Regions from separate parts of the Mus musculus genome. Here region 2 is linked to region 1. Evidence: chromatin loops called from intact Hi-C (ENCODE). Cell type or tissue: left cerebral cortex. All regions are shown on one strand. Links, peaks and the distances in the headings refer to the core of each region. The heading gives the core; the rest is flanking DNA.

Region 1 (2,924 bases), core at 312-2,811:
TTTGAATGATTCCCTTTATTTTTACATCTCATGTTAACAGAATAGGAATCTTAACACTTAAATACTAGCAAGGCTATACAAACTAAGAAATAGCTAGGCTAAAGTCCTAAGATAAGGTTTCCTCTTCGCATCAGCATTTCTCTCACATTCTATTCCTATATATTCAGAAAACAGATTCAAAGAAGGCTAAAAATTATAAATTTTTCCCTTTGCAGTTTCTTTAATGTTATGGCCATTATTAAATAAAATAAAATGTATGTGAAGATAAGGACTGTGAATGACCCTCAACATAGATTTGATAACTCAGATGCCTATGCAATGATTACCATGTGAATGCTATATATAGTGTGGGTATGCTAGATAACCTATCTCAGATGGAATGAAATGAAATGACATTACACTTACTAGTAAATGGTGCTACTATTTACTAAGAATAGTAAATGGTCAATATTCATGAATAGTTTATTTCTGAAACTTTTTATTTAATAGTTTTTGTCTCTGTGACCACAGGTAACTGAAAGTAGAAGGATGTATTATGAGAAACTGCCATAGTTAACCATCTTCCTGCTCCTCTTTTACCAGTTCTATTTATCATCCCCTTGGGACCTGGAACCTTGCATATGTATATGAGTTTCCTCAGTTGTTGATGAACTGGTGACTCTCCTTGAGCCCATTTGCCTATCTCTAAGTAAGAACCGTAAAATATAAAAGGGAGATTTTCATTTGACCTCTGAGTATTTAATGTGTGAGAGGTTCCAGGTTGGTAGAAATAATATGACCAAGTGTCACAAATCCTTAGAGGCAGATGAGAGCCCATATTTCTCATTAAACTAATAATTTCTCTCAGGGGAAATACTATGAAAATCAGTACATGGCATTTAATGTCAACTGAAGTGATCAGGAGATGCTGTCTTGGCCTTGTGTAGCTCTTCTTGGGCCAGATTAGATTTTACAAGAGTTAGTAATTGCTTTCTGAGGTCAGACCTATGCTCTTCAATCCAGGGTGAGAAAGATGCTTGGACTTTGATTCTAAGGAAGAGTTGCTATCTGGTAATGGTAGACTGAAAAGGCCAGGTGTTCCTATCCAAAATGGCTTTGATGTTAGAAAAATCGTCACATTTACTTTATTGAGAAGATATTAAGTAGTGTCTTTTATAACTTCTATGGTCCTTAGGAAGTTAGACAATGGAAGCATTCAATTATTTCATGTGACCCAAAACTTCATACAAGGTGACTTCACACCTAAAGGTGGTGTCTTTGGTTCCCTCAGAGTTACCCAGATGAGCCTGGCCCACAAGGTCACAGCAATCATGAACTAGCAGAATGTCAGAAGCAGACTTATTGTGAAATCATAGCTCTCTTTGTGAGCTTTCTGCTTTAGTCGAGTTCAGTAGAGTGGATTTTTTTTTTTTTTTAGAAATTCTTCCAACAATTTCACCATACAATTCTGTCAAAAGTGTCTCACACATTCACCTTTATTCTTTATTTGCAGAGGATGCTGGGAAAGCAAACTCATTCTTTATAGGAAAAAAAAACCTGAAACACATTTTTAAAAAGGTGTACTGAACAGCTTGCACTATCTGTATAGTCAGGGAAGGCTTCAGGGTGATGGTGAAATACTCCTAAAATATTACCGAATAACAGTGTAAGACTTGGGCTCAAGTAAAGGAAGATCGGCCTCCAAGCACAGCTTTCAAACAGGCAGAAGACTGGGAACTTGGCTTTACTTTGTTTCTGTTCCTTTTTAAAAATGTTGTAAGACTGGGATCCCAGTGGTAAATTCTACAAGGAGAGTGAGATATAAAAATGATTGGCAGATGGGATCTTTGATATTGAGTGGGAGTTTGCACTTGACTCTCAGATTTTCTGGGTAGATATGAAGGGTTGTGAGTGGGAGTTGCATGATCCAGTATGCAGATTATATTTCTTCATATTTAGTAATAGGTTTGCTGTCATAGACTTAACCTTAATTTTTTGTTACTCCATTCTCTAGTTCTGTACAGGTGTCTGTGTCTTTCTCCAAAATGTTCCTCCTTGTTTCTGATAAGATGGGCAATAAGAACAAATAGTGTTCTCCCTTCATATTCTCAACTCAGTTCCCATAAAGAAATTCTGCTTTCTTGAGATTTGAAAGGCCTGGGTGAGAGGATACACAGGGAGCCCACACCCACTCAGAGGACATGGGGATGGGTGATGGGGAAGGGATTGTGGGAAGGAGTAACCAGGAGGGGGCAGTGACATGAGCAGGATGGAAAGTAAATAAATAAAATATAACATTTTAAAAAAGAAAGAAAGAAATTCTGCTTTCTTCTCTCCACTGACCAACATAGGGGATACTATCAGGACAGGATACACTGTGATGACGAAACTGATGTTTAACTTGCAAATTACCTCCACTCCTTCTTTACTGCTGGACACAAAGGACTCACTGCTGGCTGTGTCAAGCCATCTGACTAGACATTTGCTTCTCTATGACAGGCTTTCTCTGCTTGGAATCCTTCATTGACATGCTAATGGTCTTAGCAGCACTCTTAACAGTGCCTTGCTAGCATCTGTTTCCAAGCCTTATTTCCCACCTGCCCGGCATGCTCTGACACCAAACCAAAGGCATCAGGGCTCAGGACACTCAGTTCTCTATGGTCCTGAGCATAGGTTTCCCCTGACGACAGCGTCTTTGTTTGGTCTGGCTTTTTCTCTTCCAGACTGCCTTACAGGAATAATTAATCCCTCTAAACATTGTCTAAGCCACCTTGTGTTAAAAAAAAAAAGGACTTGTAATTTTGTAATTCCTATAAATTTATAGAAAATGAGCACAGATGAAACACTGTTACCATTTTTTTGTTTTTGTTTTTGTTTTTGTTTTTGTTTTTTTCAAGACAGGGTTTCTCTGTATCGACCTGTGTGCCACCAAGTCCCGGCTGCAC
Region 2 (2,924 bases), core at 112-2,611, 69 kb before region 1:
TCTAGTGGAGGCAAAGCAGGAAAACTACTGGTGGGTTCCCGGGAGACTTCCGGTGGCAGTATGGCTCAATCTCAATCAATCTCTCTCTCTCTCTCTCTCTCTCTCTCTCTCTCTCTCTCTCTCTCTCTCTCTCATGCAAAGGACACATAGACTCATGTACACAGACTCACAGTAGTGTTTTTTTATGTGCACCCATGCAGCTCACGTCTGAGGAAGTCGGTACAGAGGGTCTAGGTGGAGTTCTTGGGAGCACCAAGCTCCCTCAGGCTTGAGTTTGTGTATGTATGTTCTCTCCCAATATACAAAAGTGATCTCCACCTATTTCAATCATGCCCCTTTCCGTCCATTCTGACATATCTCCCCTTCAAGATTTTTGAATATTCATCCAAGTGAGGGAGAAAGAGTGCAGGCCTATGAGTAGTGTCTCCACTGTCAGTCAGAACTCCAGAGCTTTCCAGTTCATCAAATATGTGAGGATCAGGGCCAGCTAGATATAGAGGTGCCCGCAAATTTCTGGAGCTAGCAGTTCGTGCCATTTTAAACTTTGGCTTTCAAGAGGATGACTACCTCAGTAAAAGTCAACAGAATCCTGAGCTGGAAGTTTTGAGCTCCTCGGACAGAATAAGATTGAGAGTCCCTGATACTCTCTCCATTTGGAGCCTTGTGCTAATGCGCAGCCGGGAGCTGGGTGATTGGAGAACTTCTGCCCCCTAGAATGGCCTGATACTTACCTCTTTGGCTGCACTAAGCTTTTTTTGTACCCACCCAGGGATCTGGGTTCCCACCCCCACCCCTCTTCCCACCCCAGAGTCCTGCATTGGCAGCTCAAGAGCTCCCGACAGGGATTTGGCTAGCGAGGTACTCAGCAGATGGCAGGGTATAGCAGGAGCTGTGTAGGGAGACGTGGGCTTTTTATTTGTGTTGGTCTTAGACTGTTTGCATGTAAACATGGAGTGCACAATGAGCTCGGAGAGGGCCAGGCTGGCTGGCAATGAGGGCTGGTGGCAGCACAAGGAGGGGGTGGGCAGTGTGAGTTATTTATGCTCACCTCTTCCCCAAGCTTGTAAGGCAGCGCCATTGCACCTCTGAACCTTTACGCCTGCTGTCTAGCATTTGCTTCTGGACCCTTAGGTTAGATTTTCACCGCAACTTTGTTTTTTTTTTAGGGAGGGGTAACAGCTGTGTGCACAAAATCGGGGCTCAAATCCTGCCACTAGTGGGGAGTGTGGAGCCACCACTAGGGGAGGATGCTGCCTGGCAAAACCTTCCCTGCCATGTCTTGGGTCCTGGGCTCAGAGTTGCTGATTGTATTAATGGCTGCAAAAAATACAAACACCTAGTTAGGGACCCTTAGTATAATTCTCTGCACACATTGTCTAGCATCCTTAGTCACTAAAGTCATCTTTTCTTATTTCATTCTGTTTTTTTTTTAATTAGTCTTATTAGCTTTGCTATTGGTAATTCTTGAGGGATTGAACTCATTTTCTTTAGATCCCTTCCTTTTTGTATCTACATTCTCCCATTAAATCAGACCTGCTTTCTGTAGAAGGGAGTTCATTTTAAATGTTTAAGATCTCCCAACTTTCAATGTCTGGACCTCTTATTTTGAATCTGATTATGTCAATGGCATTGACAAAGTAAAATGTCCCTAAAAGTGATCAAAGAATAGCAAGTAGTTATTGAATCTTTAATGTCATGCTGGGAGTATTATTCTTACCATGCATTATTAATTCACACAAAATAATATGGGAAACGAACTACTGCTATCCCATTTGGTAGATGAGGACACGTTCTTAAAGACTCCAGTAGAAAGTGGAACTATAAGTGTAGGATTGGAACTGAGATCTTAATCTCTTGGATGCTTATATTCTTGGCAATTGTCAAGTTGGCATTCTGAACAAAGTGTGCTATTTATACTGGACAAGGTATTGGATAGAGAAAAATTCTAGTCATCAACAAGAAGAAAAAACATCTTTGTAGGGATCACCACTGTGTCAGTGAGCTGAATAGGAGGGTTTGAAAGTGATACATGAAGTAAATAATAAAGTCCTAGGATTCTGGGATGTCAGCAGCATACTGCTCCATGGTTCCTATGAGTGCGGAGATGACGTGACATCAGGGAAGAAAGTCATATCTATAGATTCTAGGAAATTTGTGGACACTTTGCATAGCAGAAAAAAATGAGCTTATGTGCATTGAAGATTATAGAAGAAAATTTGAAGGAACTTTGAATGCTAAAATGTAACATGGGAACTTAGTGCTAGGATCTAGTAATCTCTTCTATGGCTCACAGTGACCTTGAATAGGTCATTTACTCCTCCAGAAACTCAGGTCTCTGTGCTTTAATATGAGTGGGTAGATGAGCCCTAAAATAATTCTTTAGTGTAAAGTGTCTATGAAGTTGAAGTGCTCTGACCTACTCTGCCACTTTGACTCACTCCTTGTGCTTCTCACTTCTGTTTTCCATTGTTGGTAACATTGGAATGTTGGTAAGGATAGAAGGGCTTCTGAGGTGAACCTGTGTGTCACACAGTCCTTGTCCGCTGCCAGGTAACCCTGCAGTCTGCACCTGGATTTAACTTTCATGCCCACAAATAGGGAGATGTAATCCTTTCTTCTGTCCGTGATAGTCAAGAGGCCACAGTGTTTACAGCCTCCCCTGATTTAGTCAAAGAAGAACAAAAAGTGCTAAATCTGAGTAAACATCATTTCTGTGTAATCTGCTCTAGTGTGTAAACCTGACGGGACAACATTGCTGTGAATAGCCAGTAGGGATGTGAAGAAAGACAGTCCTTGAGCCCATCTTTAAATGCACCTGGAAATATCTGGCAAAATTCTGATGCTAGATCCCTGAAAGGATATTCCTTGCAAGAAACTGACCAGCTTAGGTGGAAGAGAAATATATGATATAAAATGCTAAGGTG

What was found. Hi-C counts contacts between places; a loop is a spot of excess contacts. Peaks named below come from ENCODE experiments on the same cell type or tissue, not always from the same donor. Only the 100,000 strongest peaks of a DNase experiment are listed, where the experiment ranks them.
Region 2: it touches region 1 in a loop (2.1-fold over the local background); 2 of 42 quality-filtered maps call a loop at or near these places.

The regions. Positions count from the first base shown.
Region 1 is chr4:66,330,376-66,333,299 of GRCm38, reverse strand. The region is part of intron 1 of Astn2 (astrotactin 2); the gene reads left to right. Among named protein-coding and RNA genes, the nearest start is that of Astn2, 73 kb to the left of the region's middle. In left cerebral cortex, for the core only: no CTCF peak of the experiment used is centred there; a DNase peak (open chromatin) is centred at 1,792.
Region 2 is chr4:66,399,558-66,402,481 of GRCm38, reverse strand. The region is part of intron 1 of Astn2 (astrotactin 2); the gene reads left to right. Among named protein-coding and RNA genes, the nearest start is that of Astn2, 3.5 kb to the left of the region's middle. In left cerebral cortex, for the core only: a CTCF peak has its summit at 1,225; DNase peaks (open chromatin) are centred at 511, 982 and 1,191; H3K4me3 peaks cover 1,197 bases; H3K27ac peaks cover 388 bases.